Regions from separate parts of the Mus musculus genome. Here regions 2 and 3 are each linked to region 1. Evidence: chromatin loops called from intact Hi-C (ENCODE). Cell type or tissue: gastrocnemius. All regions are shown on one strand. Links, peaks and the distances in the headings refer to the core of each region. The heading gives the core; the rest is flanking DNA.

Region 1 (7,045 bases), core at 1,030-6,029:
ATCTGTAATTTTAATGAGAACTTTGATAGCTAAAACAATGTTAGGAACTGATTGCTCAAGTCCAGGTTCTGCCATCTCTGTCATTTAATGGTCAGGCTTTCAAGATGATACTGGCTGGCTTTTAGATATCACCAATACGAAGAGCAAATTTATACACTCAGTACATATATCACCTTCGTAACAGGAAGTAAAAAATTCTAGCTTTCATTTGAAAAAGAGATGGGAACATGTTATTCTCTAATGGATCGTAAAAATCTGATCAGATAGCACAACACCATTGTCTAACAGTAGCTTATTAGCTAGTATGAAGTTTATAATTACCCAGGCTAATTGTGGTTTCCAATCTTCATAATTTTTTCAAGAGGTTTTTTTTTTTTTGCCTTTTTAAATTGTAAAGCCATGTCAATACTATAATTGCTTCAGGGATGAAATAGGTAATCATCTGGGTGTGGTAATATCCCAACAACCTAATGCATCCAAAAAAGGTGAAAAAGATTCCCACCTACATGGCATTTACACCTGCATACACTGAAGCAGTTGCTTTCAGTTATTCATTCACTCTTTGAATCTATTCACTCACCAACACAGTAAATCACAACTGTTCATCTGTATATATGGTAAGAACACTTGCTGTAAAAGTAAAAAGAGCAGAGTTCAAACCCCTGGCCCCCACATGAAAGCCAGGCATGTCAACACTGCAGGGCAGAGACAAGTAGATCCTAACAGTTTATTAACAACTTCCTGACTCTAAAAAAGTTAAAATAAAGAATTTTATATCCTGTTAGAAAACCAGTTCAATTTAAATGTTCTCCATAATTTAACAAAATCAAATTTTATACTGAAAAAACTTGAAGGCCACCCCTCTACCTTCAGAAAGTGTTACTTTTACCCACTAAAATTCAAGTCAATATGTCCAGAAATTACCACTCAAGGGCATAATTTAACTTCAGAGCAGGGACCACATCCAGATAAAAGAAAGGAACCTGTAAACTCCCTCTCCAGATTTATAGATCAGACTTGGAGATACAAAACAAGAACATTTTCTACTTTTTCTTTTAAGTTTTGAGATAGGGTCTCACTAAATTGCTCAGAGTAACCTTAAACTCACTCTAACCCAAGCGCACCTGATTTTTCTTATTCTCCCCACCTCAGCTTCTCAACAGCTGACAGTTAAGGCTTTCACCACCAAGTATTTTCTAAAATTACTCATAAGCTTATATACTGCTCTTGTAGAGGATACAAATTCAGTCCCTAGAACACAGCTCCCAACTACCTGTAACTCCAGTTTCAAGGGAACTGATGCGCTCTCTTCTGGCCTCGACAGGCACCTGCATGCACATACATGTACATATACATCCCAGACATACATATGTAATTAAATCTTTAAAAAAGGAAAAACAAAGCAAAACAAAACACTAAAGCCACACCAAAAAGGGAGATAACTTCTAAGTTCCCTACTATAAAAAACAATGTTTAATTTGGTAAATTCACAAGTGAGAACACCTAGGGATATGAATGCCTGGGTGGTACAGACACTAACCATACATTAAAATATACTACCTGGCTTTTCAATAAGTTACCTCAGATCATATATAATCTAGATTTTAAAAGATTAATTTAGAGTTAAGAAAGTTATTTCCTCAACAACTGTCCCATATGGTCACTGGAATTCTCTACAAATTGCAAGCTTCAAACCAAAGACAATTTCCAATCATTTTGCTTGTGTAAGATGAGTAAAGGATTTTAAGGCAATAGAGCCCTACTCACTTTTGAACTTCAAAAACCTTACCTTAAATACTTACCCTTTCTACTTAAAAAAAAAATCTTTCCAAACATGTTACTTTTAAAACCAGATCTAAAATGAACTACCACAGATTGAACGTGACAATGTAGGTTCTCTTAAATCAACCAATCCAACTGTGAAAATGACTGTTTTCCTGAACTTTGAAAACCAGTCACCTCAGAGCCCGAAATGGCAGGTAGCACAGGCCTGCAATTCCAGCAGCTCAAGTTCAGTCCGGAATACACAGCTAAGAACTGTGCAAACGAGGGCTAGGGTAAGCTACTTTTGGGGATAGGTTCAGAAGAGCCTCTATTAACGTTCAATTTTTTGACTGGGGTAGTGGGTATTCAAGGTGGCTTCATGGTCAATGCAAATTCGTGTATGTTGGAAGTATCCTACACTGCAATTACCAGAGAGAACTAGAAAACAATTTTACTAAGTAAGTAAAAGAAAAAACTAAGTTCCTGCACAGCTTGGTGGTACATTTGGGTGGACACTTTAGAATTAAGAGTTCAAGGTGACATGTCGCTCAGCGGTCTTCCACAGATCAGGGTCCAGCTCACAGAACCCACACTAACAGCTGTAATTCCAATTCCAGAAGACAGTACAGACATGTATTACACAGGCAACTCGCTTCAAATATTTTTTTTTGGAAAAAAAAAAAAAAAACAAGCCCCTTCTTCTCCTGAGTCACACAGTAAGTTCTCAGGGCAGCGAGTGAACTACAGGAGCCCTACTAGGGGTAGGGAAGACCACCTAAATTCAAACACGAAGTGTTAAAAATTTTTAAATGACAAAAATCCATTTTAGTCAAGCCAAAAATCCACATAGCTGCAAATAGGGAAACCACAGGATTTTAGAGTTGGCAACTAATTTAATGACACAGAGGGCATTTAAAAAAAAAAAAAAGTAAACGCGTGCACTACTTAACAAGGTTACCTAATCCCACGTGTAATCACATCCTACCTTATTTGCATTGCCTGAACTCTTAATCCGCTGTAATCAACCTCTCTTTGCTCAAATTCTTTCCACTCATTTTCATCCTATGGAAGAAACAACACCTGATTAGTTTTTGGTAAGCCCACTTCAGACTAAAAGGCATCAAGGGCCAACGGGATTCCCCAAACTGGTAAAGGTACCCGCGAAACATCGAATTAATTAATTAGAGATCTTGGTAAACAGATTCCAGACTCGGAAAAATTCCATCAGTGGTCGCCAGGATTCTTGAGTCGGTCTAAGAATCGGCGGCAGTCAACACCGAGAACCAGAGAGTCTAACTCTCCAGGCCCACGTGGTGGGAAGAGAGAATTTACCCCGGCCTCTAACCTCTCCGCACACGTACACAGGAGTGCGCGCACACAAATAAGCAAATAAATGTGATCTTTAAAAAAAACAAAAAACAACAACAACAACAACAACAAAAAAAAAACAAAATTGCAGACAGTGACACAGACCTTTAATCCCAGTACTCCAGAGACAGAGGCCGGAGGCTCTTTGTGAACTGGAGGCCAACCAGAGCTACACCGTGAGACCTTGTCTCAAAAATTGGGGCTAGTGGCCGGACGGTAAAGTTTAGCCCGTTCCTGCAAGATCCGGAGACGTGCCTAATTCCCAAACGCCCTCTCTGCCGCCGCTTTTACTTAAACCCAAGCCCAGGGCGAGCTGAGCGGCGGAGAGAAGGCGACAGAAATTCCACAACTCAATTCCCAGCCCTGCGTGGCCGTGGTTGGGAGAGTAAGCCACGCTGGCCCGGGCGGCACAGAGGAGCCTCGGAACACCTTAAGAACATGAAATCCGGCCCCAGCGGGGCTCAAGCGGGACCACGAGGACTCGGGCACACGTCACCCGGGGACCGGCCCAACCCCCGTGGCCCAGAGGGCGCGGCGCGCAGAGGGCCGCGGACGGGGGCGGCCAGACGAGCCCCGGGGGCCGAGGACCGCGAGCCCGCCCGCCCGCCGGGCCGACGTGCGAAGCCCGAGTCACGTGGCCTCCCGGGCCGGCGGGGGCGGGCACATGCGGCCGGCCGCCGGCCTCCCGACCCTCACCTTCGTTATGGCCTTGCCGGCGGGGCCCGCGCTCCCGCCGTCTCCGGACCTCGAGCTCCCGCCGTCTCCGGACCTAGCACCAGAGCCCGAGCTCCCGCCGTCGCCCGACCTGGAGCCGGAGCCCAAGCTCCCGCCGTCGCCCGACCTGGCACCGGAGCCCAGGCTCCCGCCATCGCCCGGCCTGGAGCCCGCCGCCGCGCTGCTCCCGCCCGCGCCGCTCGCCGCGTTGGCCGCGCGACTGCTCCGTTCCTTCTTCTTCTTCTTGTCCCTCTTGGCGAAGAAGTTGTCCAGGCTCCGCTCCTCGGTCTCGGCCATGGCCGCGGTCCGGATGGGTGGGGCCGGCGGAGGGCGCGGCGCTCGCGGCTCCGAGCTCTGGGTCAAGGCCGGCTGTGCGCTCAGGCTGCAGGGTGCGGCGTCGCCTCAGCCCCGCGGGGTCGCCGAGGCGCGGGCGGCAGGGCGGCCGGCTCCCCCCGTGCTCTGGTGGTACGTTCCTCGCTGGGAACCGCGAGCGTGGAGCAGGGTCGCGCCCGCCCCGCTGCCTGAGGGACAAGGAAGGCGCGCACCGGCGAGCGCTCGGCTAACGACGGCGCGTGCGGGAGGAAGACGCGCGGGCCTGAGGAGGGGGAGAGGGGACGGGGAGGGGAGGGAGGGGAGGAGGGAGGGCGGGCCACCAGCAGAGAGAGGCAGCGCCGCGCCTGCGCGCTCGGTTCCGCCCGCCGCTGTGGGCGCGCCGAGGGGGGCGGGCGGCGGGATGAGAAGGGGGCGGGTCTTCCGGGAGAGCCAATCAGATGCCCGGACGGAGCGCTTAGGTGACAATCCGTTCCTTCTACGGGGCGGTGCCCTGTATGGGGGCGGGGAGAAAGCGGGTGTAGGCAAAGAGAGTGACGTCCCTAGTGACTCCTGCCTCCGATTGGCCAGGGAATTTGCCTTGAGGGCGGGCATTTAGAGGGTTGGTGACTTGGCTGAAGAAGACCAGCCGGAGGGGGCGGGTGTGCCTTGGTTGCGCGCATGCGCAGGGTACACGTGCGTCTGCTCGCCAGGACTGTGGCCTGGTAGGCGTTTGAACTTTCAGGAAAAGGAAAGAGACCATGTTAAGCCAGCTATGTTCAAGCTTGGTCCTCCTGCCCTGCTTTTCTGTACTCGCACCCTCTCTGGTCGGGCACCTATTACTTTTCTTCTGAATGGAATGCTTTTGATGAGGAGCGCTGGATTAGTATTCGTGGTTCCATTTACGGAAGGATCTTAAATAAGCCAGTGCATGAAAGGAAGGGAACTGATTTTGACTAGCTGTGTCTACCAGGGTCAGGCTAAATAAATCTGACCCTCTAACGCTAGCTCTTGTGAGATGGAGAATGGCTGGGAATGTGATTTTGGTGGTAGCGTGCGACAGGCGCATGTCAGCGCAGAGTCTGTCCACAGAATCACAAAAAGAAAACACACAAAACCCCTCCTTTTCCTGGGTCTTCACCCTATTGGCACATACTATGTGAATACTTGATCCCCGAAACATCTGCAGCCCAGAAAGCTTTTTGTTTGCTTGGGGGAGATTGCTTTGTTTTGGGACCGGGTCTCACCTACCCCAGGCTGCTTTGAACGCCATACATAGAAAAGATAATGTGTTTCTGACCTTCCAGCCTCCACCATCCCAAGTGCTGAGAATTCAGGCATGCACTTTTGTGCCTATGTTAGCGATACTAGGGGTTTCCATTCTTGCTAGAGAGGCTCTCTACCAGCTAAAGAATGAATGACCCAATACAGATGTTGGAGTTTCCTTGTTTTTAGTTACACAATTGCACCTAGAATTGCTCCTGCTCTGACTTGAGTTTGAGTGATTGCTACAGTTTAACTTTGGCTCCTATGCTGGATCTTAGGACAGAGAAGGGGATAAAAAATATCCTTGTTTCCACCTGACTTGACTTTGGGGCCTTGGAGAATCAAATGTGTGTTTCTCTATGAGACGTGTGGTCTGGGTATGCATTAAACTTCTGCTTCCTCTAAAGGGTAGAGGAGAAAGCTGTGACAACCACTGAGGAAATGGCTAAGTCCTATGTCTGTAGCCTTGGGGGAAAGATAGGACCCAGCTAGTAAATGGAGGGATGTCTTTCCACACCTGTTCCCTCCTGTCTTTCCTTACAAGTCCTTCCCTAGTTGTGGCTATTGAAGACCTACATTCTGAACATATCGATGGATAAATGAAGGCTCTATGGCTGTAGCCAACAATAAGAAGACCTTTCTTTTGTTTTGTTTTTTGAGACAGGTTTCACTATGTAGTCCTGGCTGCCTTGGAACTGGCTCTGAAGACGGAGATGACCTCAAACTCAGAGATTCACCTGCCTGGGCCTCCTAAGTGCTGAAATTGAAGGTGTGCGCCACCACACCTGGCTAATAAGCAGACATATTTGTTCTCTTCCCCCAGCCCAGGATGGTTCCTAGGTGACTTCCTTTTGTGACACCACATATCTTCCTGTGGTATTGTCCAAGTTCAGCACTGCCCAGTGCCACCAGCTTTGCTTAACATCTCTTAGCAAACTTTCTTTTTACCTTCCTTGTCTTCTTTCCTCTTTCCTTCTTTTTCTGCCCTTTCCTGCTCCCCACCCCCCTCATTTTAAGACAGTGTCTAAAGTATCCTAAATTAACCTTGAACACAGAGCCAAGGATGGTCTTGAATCTCCACTTCCAATTCTCTCTCTCTTTCTCCTTTCTCTCTCATTTTGTTTCTGTTTCCTTTCATTTGTTTTTAGGATAGAGTCACCCTGTGTAGCCCTGTCTGGCCTTGAACTCAGAGATCTTCCTGCCTTTGCCTCCCTCTGCTGAGGTTAAATCCCACCACTGTCTACAAAGCTGTTTCCTGTATCCTGCAACTATTTTATCAGTTGAACACCCCACCCATTTTTCTCCTTTCCAAAAAGATGTATTTATCTTTATTTTATGTGCATGCATCAGTACATGGATGTGACTGTACATCTGAACCCCTAAGCCTGGATTTACTGTGAGCCACTTGATATGGGAGCGGGGAGCTGAACACAAGCCTCTGGCAGAGCGGTAAGTACTTCTCATCACCGAGTCCTCTCTCCAGCTGGCTCTCTCTCTTCCTTAAACAAGGTCTTCCTGTGTAGCCCAGGAGGGCCGAGTGATAGATAACACTCCTGTCTCTGTCTCCAAAAGTGTTGAGGTTCTAGGCCTACACTGCCAAACGTGGTTTGCTGTTGTTTCTCAT
Region 2 (7,045 bases), core at 1,198-6,197, 62 kb after region 1:
TTGCAGGGCAGAAGAGTCTAAAACTCGCAGCCCCACTGGGAGAAACCCTTGAGAGGGCGCGCATCTACTCTCCTTGCATACCAGTGGCTTCCAGATTCGGCAAAAACAAACAAACAAACAAACAAACAAACAAAACCCCAGCATGGGGTCCTCTTCACCTTCCAGGCCCTGGGCTGTGTAGAGGTTGGAAACTGAAATCTTGGCTTGGAAATAATAATTAAGGATAATAAGAAAGGCAAGAAGGTCTTGCAGCATCCAATGTCGCTGAGACAGCTGCACTGTCTTCCTGATGGCTTTTGCACCCAGGTGGTTCAATTAGGAGCAGTTCGCAGCGAGCAAGCTAGCAGGGCAGTGGAGGCTTAGCTGAAACGGAGCGTAAGTGGTGTCTTTTCTATTTCTGGACTTCAGACACTGAATTATGTAAAGATATTGTGTAGAGTCTAAGTAACTGGCCTTCTGGGAGACTCGTGGGTTCTCTTTCTTTGGTCCTGCAGGCCAGCAAGGAAATCTACGGGACAGAATCCTAACCAGGACACACCTTGCTTCTTTTAAAAGGTTGTTGGCTTGTTTTGTTTTTTGAGACAGGATTCCTTTGTGTAACAGCCTTGACTGTTCTGAAACTCTTTTTTGTATGTCAGCCTGGCCTTGAACTCACAGAGATCCACCTGCCTCTGCCTCCTGAGTGCTGAGATTAAAGGTGTGCAACCTCACATTCTCGGCTGTTTGTTTTTAAATAAAGGTAAACACTGTTTATTGGTCTTTTTGGGACTTTACATCCATATGAAGGTCTTCAAATGTTCCCACACAGGGATGTATCCCTCTGTTGGGGTAAGTAGCTCACAGTGACAAAGGGACAACGACGGAGCTTATCTTGGTCTAATTCTGTGTAGCAGGCAGGTAACAGAAACAGACGTGTTTGTTTTTGTGGTGTGGTGGTGTGTGGTTTTAGAAGCACTGAGAGCCTGTGGTCCCACACAGGTGGTGGTTTCAGTTGTAATCTGAGGGCAGGAGGGTCTTGCCTTCGTGGGAAGCAGATGCATGAATAGATTTGGCTGGCCCGAGCCTTGAGAGGGCTGGCGTGGGGGGCGGGGGGGGGGGGTGGAGGGCGCTGGCATGTGGATCCCAAAAAAGAAATGTTGAGGCTGTAAATGGGTGAACTACCACAACCTAATTAGTCCCCCATGGGTTGAAACTGATGGAGAGGTGTTATGCTATGGGCAAATGAGATGTGTGTGTGTGTGTGTGTGTGTGTGTGTGTGTGACAGAGAGAGAGAGAGAGAGAGAGAGAGAGAGAGAGAGAGAGAGAGAGAGAGAGATTTGCATGTGACCAGGGTACCCGTCAAGTGCAGAACTTTTGAATGAACAGCCTTTGTGTGTTGATAAAACCAGAACAGTTGACCTTGAGGCAATGATGAGACTGATGGACTCATTTAACAGGCTCAACATGCTGTCTAGAAGCATCCAAGAATGGCTCCCAGTATGGGGGGTGTAGTGTATCATACACACTTAGCATGCATGAGGCCCTGGGTCCTATCCTTTGAACCAACAAAACAAACACACGCACATACTCATGAAACACCAACCCAAATCCCCAAAGAGGCCCTGGGACCTGCAGAGAAAAGGAAGGGTTTCTGCACCACCAGCAAGTTAGCCACAGCAAATGGCAGACTGGGAGCCACACGCAAAGTATTTATTCAGAGAGGCCTCGGTTGTTCAAGCTACAGACTACAGAAATGGGAGCAGAATTCTCTCCACCCCCAGGGAGCTCCGTCTGAGTCAGCTAGGGAGTCCAGCAGCCACTGAGGTTCTTCAGACGTCACCGGTGGGCTGCCGAGGAAGGCAGAGTTTTCTTTGTGAAAAGAGGAAGTCGTTTTTTGGTTTTCCCATTAGCTGAAAAGAAACACACGTGAGTCAGAAGCGGCAGAAACGGAACCTCAGTAAAGATACCACGGTAGGAGTGTGGGAAAGGAAGCCATGTTATGAGAAAGAATTTGGTCTTTGGAATAAGACAGTGCCAAGGTTCGAACCCCTGTTTTGTGGTTTGATGGATTTTGGACAAATGACTTCCAGAACTCTGGGATGTGAAGTCCTGTCAGTAACTGGGGATGTGTGGTGATCTGGTGGGCACAGGAGGGAATGAGGACGGCCAGGGTTAGGGCTGGACATCTGCGGAACAGCCATTCGGTGGGTACTTGAACTACATACCACCCCTTTACTCCTCCATGTTTATTTAAAACTTTATATATTTACTCATATGCGTGCAGGAATCTGAAGGATTTAGTTTTGTTAGGAACATCTTTCACATTCCACAGAAAGCAACTGGACAAAAAGACAGTTGGGGGAGAGAGATGACGGTTTTTCCACTTGAAAGGAGGTGCTGGAAGGTTTGCAGATGGTTCTGTGGTTGTTCATCCCAGCAATGGGATGCTATGCTCTTTGAAAGAGGGCCACTAGTCCCAGAGTTGCTTCAACCTCTGTGTGTGACCGTGGACAACCCCCACCCTCCACATGGGCCTTCCCATTCTCTCTTGAGTTGTGAGAGGTTGGACAGTGTGATCCCTAAGTAGTCTTTTGTACTTTATTTTTATTTATTAGTATTTGTGTGTTTGTGCATGCATATATGTGTATGTGAATGCACACATGTAAATGCTCACACACATATACACGTGTGCCACGGTGCATAATAAAAACCAGAGGGTGATTTTGTGAAGTCAGTTTTTCACAAAAGGGACAGTGGGCAACTCCACTGTCATTCATAACACCTTGTTTGTCTTCCCTGTAGACTCCAAATTAAACATAGTTTTCTCAGCAGCCCTGCTGGTATGTCACTCAGCTAGAAGAAAGTCGACAGGAAGCCTCTTCAAAATGTTTGAGAGACACTGGCTGCTCTTCTGAGGACCTAGATTCAACTCCAGCACCCATGTGGTAGCGTACAACTATCTAACTCCTGCCCCTTCTTCCGATCTCCACGTGTATGACACAGGTGATTCACAGACTTACATGTAGGCAGAACACCCACCCATAAAATAAAAATAAATAAAAATCTCAATTCAAAAAAAAAAAAAAGAGGTTTAAGAGTCGTTTAAGAAAAAGGCTTTTTGTTTCTCCCTGTTCTGGTCTTGAGTACACTGTGATAGCAGGGGTCATCATGAGCAGGTTTATGCAGTCCTGGGAGTTAAACCCAGGGACTGTGAATCCTAGGCAAGTGTTCTCTCTACCAATTCAGCCCAACCCCACCCCCATGCCCCATTTGCATCCTCCCTGCAGATAAGGAGGAACCCGAGCACATCACATGTCCATACTTGTTCTCCTCTCTGTCCAGCAGGGCGTGGTAGGATGCCACATCCTTCTGTAGCTGGCTCTTGCACGCCAGCAGGTGTGCCCGCTCCTGCTGCTGCTGTTCTGTCTCTGAGCGGATCTCTGCCAGCTCTGCCTCCAGCCTGCCCACCACGGCACCCAGGTTCTGCAGTTCCATGTCATGCCAGTGCTGGGCGTCGTGCAAGCTGTTTTCCAGGCCTCGTTTCTACAAAAGAGTGAAGGTTATCGGCTTGGGCGGTCCAGGTAGGAAATGTGTGACCGACCTGTTCTACCCATTTTTCTGATGTTGTCAACCCCGTAGAATGATAGAGATCGGTCTCCGTGGCCCTGGGGGAGAGCCAGAAGGCCCCACTCTGCTTCACGGACCTTTTGCAACGGGCAAGAGAGAATGGCCAGGGGGGAGCTGAAATGCATGTGTCTGTCCGTTACCTCTCAGTGTTTTTCTGTGCTGTTTAATAATACATCTTTGTTAGGTCCCGTCCTATTGCTCCTTGGTGAGTTTCAACTGCCTCACAGGGAGCTAGAGACCCTACAGCAGGGATTCCGGGTCTGTGTGGCTGATGGCTACCTCCCTCAGGTTGCTAGCTTTCGGATCATGACTCCTGCATTGGTACCTCCGGCGCAGATGTCTACGTTGGCTATGGGTGCTTCGGCTGGGGAAGCTGGGAGAAGATGCACCCCAGACTTCCCTTTCTGTCATCGCGGCCATGGATGGATAGAGTCCCGGCTTTTACACCTCCTGTGAAGCTTTCACACCCACACTGCCTTTTCTCCCCCAACACTGTGGCCTGGGATTGGATGTTTATCACCCAAGGTCAGCTCAGCGGTGTCTTTGTGCAACACCCTGCTTTTAGTTTCTGCCTTCCTACATTCTCCACACAGCTCCTACAGTGCCTTAGCAAAATACACATCTGGGTTTTTATCTCCTCTGCTTAGTTATCACCCCAGTGGCTCCCAAGGGGCCCTAGAATGGTTGCCATTGCTGGCTCTGACTTTCCATTTCATTTCCTACTCTATATTAGTGTCAACATTTCTGGTCTTGGAAGCTTATGGGGTTCATATTGTTTTTTTTTTTTTCCTCTTCTTCCTCCTTCTCCTCCCCTTCTTCTTTTTCAGACAGGGTCTCACTGTATAGCTCTGGCCACTTACTCTGTAGACCAGACTGGCTTCGAACTCACAGAGCTCCCTCTGCCTGCCAAGCTGCTGGGATGAAAGGTGCGTGCCATTATATAAAGCTGCATATCGTTTCTTACACCTGCACTGTCCCTCTCTGCCTCTCCAGTATTCCAATTCCATTCCTTCCTAGTCACCCCCAAGCTCAGGTTCAGGGGTCACTTTCTCTAGGAAGCCTTCCTCGATGCCCCTCAGTTGGGCTAGGAGCTCCCCTGTTTCCATGGCTCCAAGCATGCGCATGTCCTTGAACTTACCACAGGGATGTGCCTTTCTCACAAAATGGCGGGACTTAGCAGAAAACTGGTCTCTGTACCCTCAGTGCCAGGAAAGGGCCTGTGCAGGCCAGGTGTTTGGGACATATGTGTCACCTGGATGAAGGCACCTGCTCTGTGGTTATGTTTATTGCCCTGCTGCTCTCTCTTCCCATCAGACTAAGGACCTGTCTCTTCTCATCTTTCTGTGTCCGGTGCCCTGAAAGTTAGCACAGGCTGGTCAGAAACTAAGCATCAGTGTGCCCATATTTAATAGCTCCAAGTAGAGTGACCTTATATTTTAGTATCTGGCTTTGAAGAGACTTTTTTTTCTTAATTTTTTTTCTTATTTGTTTTATGTGTATGTGTATACTAAGTGTATGTCTGTCACATGTGTGCAGAAGCCCACAGAGGTCAGAAGAGGCATTGGAACCCCTGGAACTGAAGTCACAGACGTTGTGAGCTGCCATGTGGGTGCTAGAAACAGAATCTGGGTCCTCTGTAAGAGCAGTAAGTACACTTAACTGCTGAGTCATCTCTTCAGCCAAAATTGTGTTTTTATTTATTTATTTATTTAGGTTTTTCCAGACAGGGTTTCTCTGTATAGCTCTGGCTGTCCTGGAACTCACTTTGTAGACCAGGCTGGCCTCAAACTCAGAAATCTGCCTGCCTCTGCCTCCCGTGAGCTGGGATTAAAAGTGTGCGCCACCATACCCAGCGTATTATTTTTAATTTTGTAAATTCATGTGTGTCTGAATGAGGGTGTGAACACATGAGTGTGGGTGCCTATGGAGGTCAGATGAGCCCATGGAGCCAGAGGAATAGGTGGGTGTGAGTCACCTGACATGGGTTTTAGGAACTGAATGTGGGCCTTCTGCAAGGCTAGCACATGCTCTTAAATGCTGAGCCATCTCTGCAGCCTCAGTACCTACCCTACCATTTTTTTGTTTTTTAAAGATAGAGTCTCACACTATAAGCTTTGGCTGTCCTGGAACACACTATGTAGACCAGGCTGGTCTTGAACTCACAGAGATCTGCCAGCCTCTGCCTCCCAAGTGCTGAGATTAAGGGTATGTGCTACACTGGCTATGTAACACATAAAAACAAATTTTTTTTTCTAAGTTGGATTCAATCAAATCTTGATGAATTAAATTCCTGTACCCAATCCTCCAGGGCATGTTTTTAAAAATAGACTTCTAACTGCTATAGCAGAAATAGATTCTTGTTGGTGGTGCTGTTAGGCAAAGTTATCATATTAGCTAAATCTTGTAAGTGTTCATGAGTGTGGGGTCTGTATGCCAGTGTGTGTGTGTGTGTGTGTGTGTGTGTGTACATCAGAGGACAACCTCAGACACTATTCCTTAGTGTTTATTTCTTTTTGAGGCAGGATCTTTCTCTGGCTTATCCTTTTCAGTGCTGGGCACACCACCATGCCCAGCTTTCCTGCCCCCCCCTCAATATACAGGTTTAGGTGATGGAATTCAGGACAAGCTCTTCCCTGCCTGAGTTCTCTCCCCAGCCCGTGGGTGTTCTTAACTCCACAGGACATGTGAACTCTGAGTTAGATAGCCGGTCTAGTGCCTTTTAGGAAGCAGTGTGAGATACTATGTACTAAGCGTAGAGCAGCCTCTGGCCTTAGTTGCTGTTTAGCTTGTGAGATCTGAGAGCCCTTTACAGCAGTGGGCATGCAGAAATGGCCTAGACTTGGAGAATCATTTGTTCTCATGGCCTTGGGTTTGTTCTCTCTCTCTCTCATTTTATGTAGGAAATAGATTTTTGTTTTGAACAGACTTCTAAACCTATGTCCTCTTTGTGAGTTGTTGACACTGAATCTGTAATGGCTGTGGTTTAGAGAAACACATCACTGGAACATGCTTGGGCTGTCCGGCTATAGTTTTTGTCCCATGTTTTAGGGAAGTTCCCTATGTGGCCTGAGGGGTTTCCTTGATGATTTGGGGTATTGTCAAGGGGTACACTAATAGAAATCTCAGATCCCACTCTTGTTTTGGGGGGGTATTAGAGACAAGGTTTCTCTGTTGTAGCCCTGGCTGTCCTGGAACTCACTCTGTAGACCAGGCTGGCCTCGAACTCAGAAATCCGCCTGCCTCTGCCTTCCGAGTGCTGGGATTAAAGGAGAGTGGGATCTCTGAGCTGGGCAGTGGTGGCACATGCCTTACAAGAGTGATGGGCACCATGTACCCATGCGTGCACAGGTTGTTCTGACTCAGGATAGCTGGATAAGCTATCTCCTCCCCATCCCCCACTATTCTCAGTCTGTGTTCCTCACCTTGGCTGTAAGACAT
Region 3 (7,045 bases), core at 355-5,354, 69 kb after region 1:
TCACTGACGTCGTAAGCCACAAAGACAGCAGGTACATAGAACAACTAAAATAGATCCTTACTAGACAGAGGTGAAAATAGAAACTTAGAAGGTCATATGACCAGTGAGGACAGGAGCCCGGGGTTCAAGATCACAAGTCTAAGCACTCGTCCCAAATTCACAGGACTTCCCTGTCTAGGAGAAGAGTAAAGACAGAGGTAGACTTCCTGGTGGGTGGAGACTACCCCAACTAGACCCTACCCCAACTCTGCCCTTCTCTATACCCACCAAAAAATAAACATACGGACTCCTATAGTGGAGCTAGTCTCCCCCTTGTCACTCCCTCACATGCTGAGCCTTGTGATTCTTAAGGTGGCATCAGTTCCTCTATAGAAGTCACTGAATTCCCTAGGAGTATTATTCCCTGGTGTGTCTTATGTCCCCAAAGCACTGGGTATAGCTCCTGGAACATGGTGAGTTCTTATATATAGATATAAGATATATCAATATAGATACATTGATATAGATGTAAAAACATACTAACATACACATATGGTCCAACAATGCTCTTTGGTTAGAATGATGGGGGAGATGCCATGCTACCGTAACAGAGCTTCAGTCCAATCCAGACCAGAAGGTGGAGCTTAATTTAGTCATCTTAGGAGCTGTGTGAGGTTGAGTCCAGGATGCCTGAGAATACCTAAATTTATAGACATAAGTCTTTTACAGAAATAGCTATCACATGTGCATATGCCCTGTACATTCCTCCTGCATATTTCCTTAAATCTCATGACATTTCTATAGATGACTCGCATGTGATACAATGTGCAGCCCACTATAGAGGTGATTAGGTTGCTGTTTAGGGAACACTGGTAAGAAATATAGGCTGCACACATGCAGAGCAGGTGCAGTGTTGTTCCTGAAGGTTGATTGAATCCACAGATGGAGAAACCATGGATACAGGGGCTGACTATAATTATTTTAATTACTAATAATTAGTAGTTGCAAGGCACCTGCTTGCAAACCACAGTGGGCCTGAGCTTACTAGGCATCTGGGGCAGGGCTCCAGAGGCAGAGCTTGAGACAAGGATCTTGGAACTTATAAACAGTTCCAGGATTACTCTCAGGAAAAGGAGGATTGACTGAGAAAAAGACGACAGGGCAGGGAAGACGCTAAGCAGGGAGGTAGCCTCCTTGAAAACTGGCCACCGTCCAATACCGTGGAAATCACTGTACAGCTGTTCCCACTTTGAAGCTAGTAGACTGGGCTTTCAAAACCATCAGCCTGCCACTGTCTGGGTCAAGGGCACGGCCTGCCTTCTTGGATCAGGAGTCTTCTGTTTGGCTGATAGCAAGTCTCTGAAGAAGCAGGGCATCTGAGAAGGAACAGCTGTGAGTGTTAGCAGCCAACATTCCGAGCAGAGGCAGGTAAGGGCTATTTCCACAGGGCCCTGCCGTGTCCAGGGCAGTTGTTAAGTATGAGTCAGTATCTGATCAGAGTTTAGAAGATACTTCAGGTGCCCAAACCGCATCCTGTAAGAAGGAAGCCCTTTGCAGGCTATGAACTATGAGACATCAAACTGACAGTTGAGAGTTAAACATAAAAACCACCAGGGCCTTTCTTGGCACACTCACCAGAGCCCGTAAAGATTCCGTCTCAGCCTGGAGACTCTGGACTTGGCGTGAAGTGTCGTGTAACTCTACACTGAGGGCAGCAGCCAGCTTTTCTTCTTGGGTCTGGGATACGTGGACCACCTCTGTCTGTTGCTGTGGAGAGTCAGGTCTTGGGGTGAGCTGGGATGAGTTGTAAACCTGAACCCACCTTCTTCCTTAGTTCCTTCTAAACGAACTCTCTGCCAGACTAAAAAAATACCTTCCCCTCCACCCTTTTTATAAACCTGCTAACCAATTTGTATACAAAAAACTGTTTTGAATCTTTGATGCCTAAAAATAGAATAACATTCAAAAAGATTTATTAAAGACTCCGAGAAGGTTGTAGTTCATGGTGAAGTACTTGCTTAGCTTGCACATGACCCTGGGTTCAAACCTGCTCCCCTCCCCCGTCCCTCCCCCTCCCCCTCCCTCTTTCTCATTGAAAACAGTAAGATGTTTCCTCTCCTCCCTGAGTTCTAATCACAGTTTTCCTGTTTCCAATTTCTTATGCTTCCTTTCATAAATATTTCATGCTCTGACTGATGGCACGGATACCATCTGAGATCTATAAAAGAATTCCGCTGTTATGTGAACATGTCAGAACTATGCTTGCACGAGCTAAGGTGGCTACGACATCACTAGATGATACAATCTTACAGGCCCAACCCTGCACATTTAATCTATCATTGATCTGAACATCCTTATGCGGCCCACAACTATATTTATAGGTAAATATGCACTACTGCCTTCTCTTGTTTGCTACAGTACTTACTATGTGTTAGTAATTGGTCTCTGCCAGCATGTTGAGGTGAGTATAGTCTTTGAGCAGCTACAGAGCATTGCCTTGTTTGGGGTTAATGTCATTTATTTAGATGTTCCCTGTTGGTGGACATTTTGGTTGTTTCCAGATTTCCCCTATTTTCTACAGCAGTGTAAAGAGGAGCTCTAGATGCTTGCATTCCATCCAAGAAGGTATCCCTGAGGATAAATTCTTGAGATAAACTGTATTTACGTGAAGACAGAGTCTTGTTATGTGCCGTCCCATGAACTCCCAATCCCCCTGCCTCAACCCCCAAGTGCCGAGGGGACATGTGTACAAATGATCCTTCAGAGAACCTGTAACCCTGGCCTGGGAGGCAGTGCCAGGTCCCCACACCTTCTTCAGACAAGGGGCTTTCTTGTGTTTATTCACTTTACTTTCATGTGTAAATGTTTTGCCTACTTGGTGCCCATGGAGGTCAGAAGATTGCATTGACTCCTTGAAAATGGAGTTACAGAAGTCTGGAAACTATCATGTGGGTGTTGGAAAATGTACCCAGGTCCTCTGCAAGAGCAACAAGTACTCTCAACTGCTGAGCCACCTCTCCAGCCCCAGGTTTTCTATCTGGATCTTTATATCTGATAGTCATAGTTTTCCTTTAAATTTTTTTTTTTTTTACATTATGCTATTTACTTGTATGTGGGGGGGCATGTTTGTGTGGGTGCACACATGCCACAGCTTATGCGGTGCACATGTACAATGATGACTCACGTGGTGGTCAGAGGATACCACAGGAGCCAGTTCTCCTCCCACCACGTGGGACTGAACTCAGGTCATTAGGCTTGGTGGTGAGTGCCTTCACTGCTGGGCCATGTCTCTGGCCTCAGTACCCTTTTCATTGTACAAACCAGTGCAGCTGCAGCTGTGAACACAGGGGGAGCTCTGGGTGCTGCACGCAGGGGCACAGGTCCCCTGCTGGTGGATGATAAAATGAGGTCACTCTCTTTTTTCAGTACATTCTGATGTGCTGTCTCTGAGCCAATGCTGCAGGCAGAGAGGCCAAGGAAACCTTTATGGTCCCAGGCCCTGAGGAGGTGAGACTCAGTTACTCATTTAGGGTACAGGATAAGATTCAACTATGTTGACCCCCAGGTCTTGAAATCTTGGCTCCATTTCTGGATTGGGAGAGCATGCTAACATTTTGAAATATGGTGAAGATTTTCACACTCAAAATTTATAAATTTATGGGGCTTGAGAGATGACTTAGTGGTTAAGAGCATTTGTGGCTCTTGCAGAGGGCCCAGGCTTGGTTTCCAGTACTCACACAGGGGCTAATGACCATCTGTCACTCCAAGGAGATTTGACACCCTCTTCTGACATCCAAGGGCATCAGGTATGCAAGTGGTACACACACATATGCAGGTAAAGCACCCACACACACACATAAAATAAAAATATAAAAAAAAGCAGGGCGTGGTGGCGCACGCCTTTAATCCCAGCACTTGGGAGGCAGAGGCAGGCGAATTTCTGAGTTCAAGGCCAGCCTGGTCTACAAAATGAGTTCCAGGACAGCCAGGGCTATACAGAGAAACCCTGTCTCGAAAAACAAAAACAAACAAACAAACAAACAAACAAAAATATTTTAAAAATCTTAAAAAAATATAGCTGGGTGTAGTGACATATATCTCTACTCTCATCCCAAGCACGTGTGATTCAGAGGCAGGCTTTGAATTTGAGGCCAGCCTGGTCTATGCAGTGAGTTCTAGCTTAGTCAGGTGTACATAGTGAGACCCTGTCTCAAAAGACTCAACACACACACACACACACACACACACACACACACGCACGCACGCACACACATGCACCTTGGCTAATCAGTGAGAGACCCTATATCAAAGATAAGGTAGAGAGCAACTGAGGAAGCTACCAACATTGACCTCTGGCCTCCCCATATGCACTCACACCTACACACACACACACACACATATACACATGCATACATGCATGCATGAGTGTGTACATAAGCACACGCCTATTATAATCATAATTAGTTACTTAGGGGATGAACTATTGGGGGAAAATAAAGGAAGAACGAGGACATTTTTTTCTAAAGCTGATCACTTTTAGGATCATCATTGGCTGTCTCACAAGCAGCATTGCCTATGACTTAAAGCTGCAGGGTGAGGACTGAAATGGGCTCCTAGGGGAAAGGAGGGCATAGCAAGCCACCAGTGACATGCTCTGATGTCAGAAATGGTCAGTGCTCTGAAAGCTTGTGCACCCAGGCTTCGGGATCTCAGGGTGTATGTGTGTCTGTCTCTCCCCAAGCACTTGCTGTGGGGTTGAGAGTCATGCAAGCTCTCTGCTTTGACCTCGAGGTGAGCGACAGCCTTGCAAGAGCACAGGTGTGCTTTCCAGACTTCACAAGAACATGACCATGACTGCATTGTGTTCTTTGTCATGGAGCAAAGCAATTCACTGCTTCTGGGGTCACAAGGGCTCCTGATCTGGGGTGGGGGGCACACTGCTTTAGAACAGCAGTTTTCAGCCTGTGAGTCACGACCTCTTTGGGGGTTGAAGGACTTTTTCATAGGGGTCACCTAAGACCATTGGAAAACACAGATATTTAAACTACGATTTATAACAGTAGCAAAATTACAGTTATGAAGCAGCAATGGAAATAAATTTTTGGTTGGGGGGGTCACCATGGCATGAGGCATAGTGTTAAAGGGTCACAGCATTAGGAAGGTTGGGAACCACTGCCCTAGAAAGATCCCGACAGCAGCCCCACATATCTGCACAGACTCTCCATCCTCACAGCCTTTAAGATGTTTCTTGCTCATTCTTAAGATAGTGAATTGCAGTCTCCCATCTATGTGATCTTTCTGTCCCTCTGAGCCTAGCAGTTGAGTGTTAATCCTGACTGGGGTGTGGTGGCACCAATCTGTAATCCCAGCACGTGGGGATGGAAGCCGGAGGGACAGGAAGGAGTTCAAGGGTACCCTGGGTACCGTAGACTGTCCAAGGCCAGCCTGGGCTGCAGGGGACTCTGCCTCAAAATAAGAACAGAAAAGAACCAATAAAGAGTGCTGAGCCTGCCCGCAGACTACAGCTCTGCCGCTTTCTACATGGCTGGGCTGAGGCGAGTTTCCTGTCTACTCTGTGCCTCAGTTTATTCAGTAATGGATGAAAATCAGAACTCCTATCTGGATGCACTGCGAGCTTATCTGGCAAATGTATGGCTGTCCCCTGTCACATGGCACTGTCCCCTGTCACATGGCACTGTCCCCTGTCACTCAGGCAATGCTCTGCTTCAGAGTATTCCTGGCAAGTGTCATCCTGCCATTTGGGGTGGGGGCCTTTCTGTCTACTCCTGCATCCCACCCAGCAACCTCCTCTCTAGATCATAGGAATTGGGTGTGCAGTGACGACTCCTTATTCCTTCTGGGTAGCTTAATGGCTCTTCACACCTAGGGCATCCCCAACATCCTTCATTGAAGAAGGTCAACAACATGGGCCCAGGACATGCCGGGGACTCGAGGAAGAAGAGGGTCTCCTGTGAACCGGACTAGACCAGATCTTGTCTTTATTAGGAAGATTAACTACTATGCTATTAAGCCTTATAAACCACTTTGGTGTCTTTGGTGCCACATGCTATTTGGCAGCAGAGAGCTTTTAGCAGGCAGGCTATGCTATGCATCCCTGACTTAGCCCTCCTCCCTGCTGCCCAATGCAAGATTTATTTGGGAGAAGTCTGGATACCGTTCAGCCTGCCTCACTGACATAGGGCTTCCTCGGGGGTGTATTTAAAAGTAGCGTGACTCTCAGTGAAGCTTCACTGTGAGTGGAATACCGGCCTGGTTAGTCAGGGTCTCATGGCTCCTTGAGTGGACACAAGAGCCGCCTGGCTTCTCAAGCTGTTCTCTGGGATGGAACAGAGCCACCAATTCCCAGATTGTGTGGTATCTGCCAAAAGAAACAGCTAATGGCCTCAAGGACTTGCTGCCCCAGCTCACATCTGGGATGGAATTGAACATACTGTATGCTAAAAGCAAGAGAAGAAACTCACCCATGGGCTAAAAATAGATTTTTCTTAATTATTGGATAAGTCTAAATTATAGTATTTTTGTCTTTGCTTATTATGATCATCCTCCTCTTAAGGGACTTGTTTGCTTGTCTCCTAGGAGACGGCTATGTGTGGAGTATGAATGACAGTACCTTAATCCCCCAGGGATGATTTGGGTTGTTTCATCTTTGACAATCTCCTGTTTTAGAAGTAGTATCTTTATACCTTTTATGGGAACAGCCAATCAAAAAGTATCTACGAGATGCTCTGAGGTCAGGCAAATCAGGAAGCCAGGGAAAAGCATCCTTCTGAGATGGAGACTCTGTGTTTGAAGTACCAACCGAAGCTTCACAGCTGGCTTGAGCTCCGCCCATAGCCTCTAAGTGCAGGGGTGGGTGAGGATCCTTTACTGGACAGTGAGAAAGGATCCAGCCATTCAACTGCTGGTGACTGACACTTGAGGGCTTGAGAATGGGTAAGATGCCCTAAGGGTGGCCTTTTAATGTCTATTTTCTTCAGTAAAGAATCAAAGGCCAACATGAAGCTACTCTGATTATCTCCCCTAACCCAGCAGAGTCACAAATGTA

The links. A loop is a pair of places that touch in the nucleus more often than their neighbours do. Peaks named below come from ENCODE experiments on the same cell type or tissue, not always from the same donor. Only the 100,000 strongest peaks of a DNase experiment are listed, where the experiment ranks them.
Region 2: it touches region 1 in a loop (2.6-fold over the local background); 11 of 42 quality-filtered maps call a loop at or near these places.
Region 3: a loop joins it to region 1, with 3.0 times the contacts of the local background. A loop is called at or near these places in 12 of 42 quality-filtered maps.

Annotation. Positions count from the first base shown.
Region 1 is chr9:103,361,226-103,368,270 of GRCm38, forward strand. Cdv3 (carnitine deficiency-associated gene expressed in ventricle 3) reads right to left here and starts at 4,555. Exons shown (of 5, transcript NM_175565.3): 1 at 3,829-4,555; 2 at 2,750-2,826. The coding sequence starts at 4,143. In gastrocnemius, for the core only: no CTCF peak of the experiment used is centred there; DNase peaks (open chromatin) are centred at 3,075, 3,805 and 4,698; H3K4me3 peaks cover 3,414 bases; H3K27ac peaks cover 3,259 bases.
Region 2 is chr9:103,423,255-103,430,299 of GRCm38, forward strand. Bfsp2 (beaded filament structural protein 2, phakinin) reads right to left here. Exons shown (of 7, transcript NM_001002896.3): 6 at 3,303-3,523; 7 at 1,670-1,890. The coding sequence ends at 1,887. 5830418P13Rik (RIKEN cDNA 5830418P13 gene) reads left to right here and starts at 324. Exons shown (of 6, transcript NR_040466.1): 1 at 324-375; 2 at 3,323-3,561; 3 at 3,896-4,132; 4 at 4,435-4,533; 5 at 5,144-5,252. In gastrocnemius, for the core only: no CTCF peak of the experiment used is centred there; a DNase peak (open chromatin) is centred at 3,415.
Region 3 is chr9:103,431,045-103,438,089 of GRCm38, forward strand. It overlaps Bfsp2 (beaded filament structural protein 2, phakinin), which reads right to left. Exons shown (of 7, transcript NM_001002896.3): 5 at 1,615-1,746. All of the region lies in intron 5 of 5830418P13Rik (RIKEN cDNA 5830418P13 gene), which reads left to right. Among named protein-coding and RNA genes, the nearest start is that of 5830418P13Rik, 11 kb to the left of the region's middle. In gastrocnemius, for the core only: a CTCF peak has its summit at 3,361; DNase peaks (open chromatin) are centred at 1,232 and 1,620; H3K4me3 peaks cover 533 bases; H3K27ac peaks cover 2,459 bases.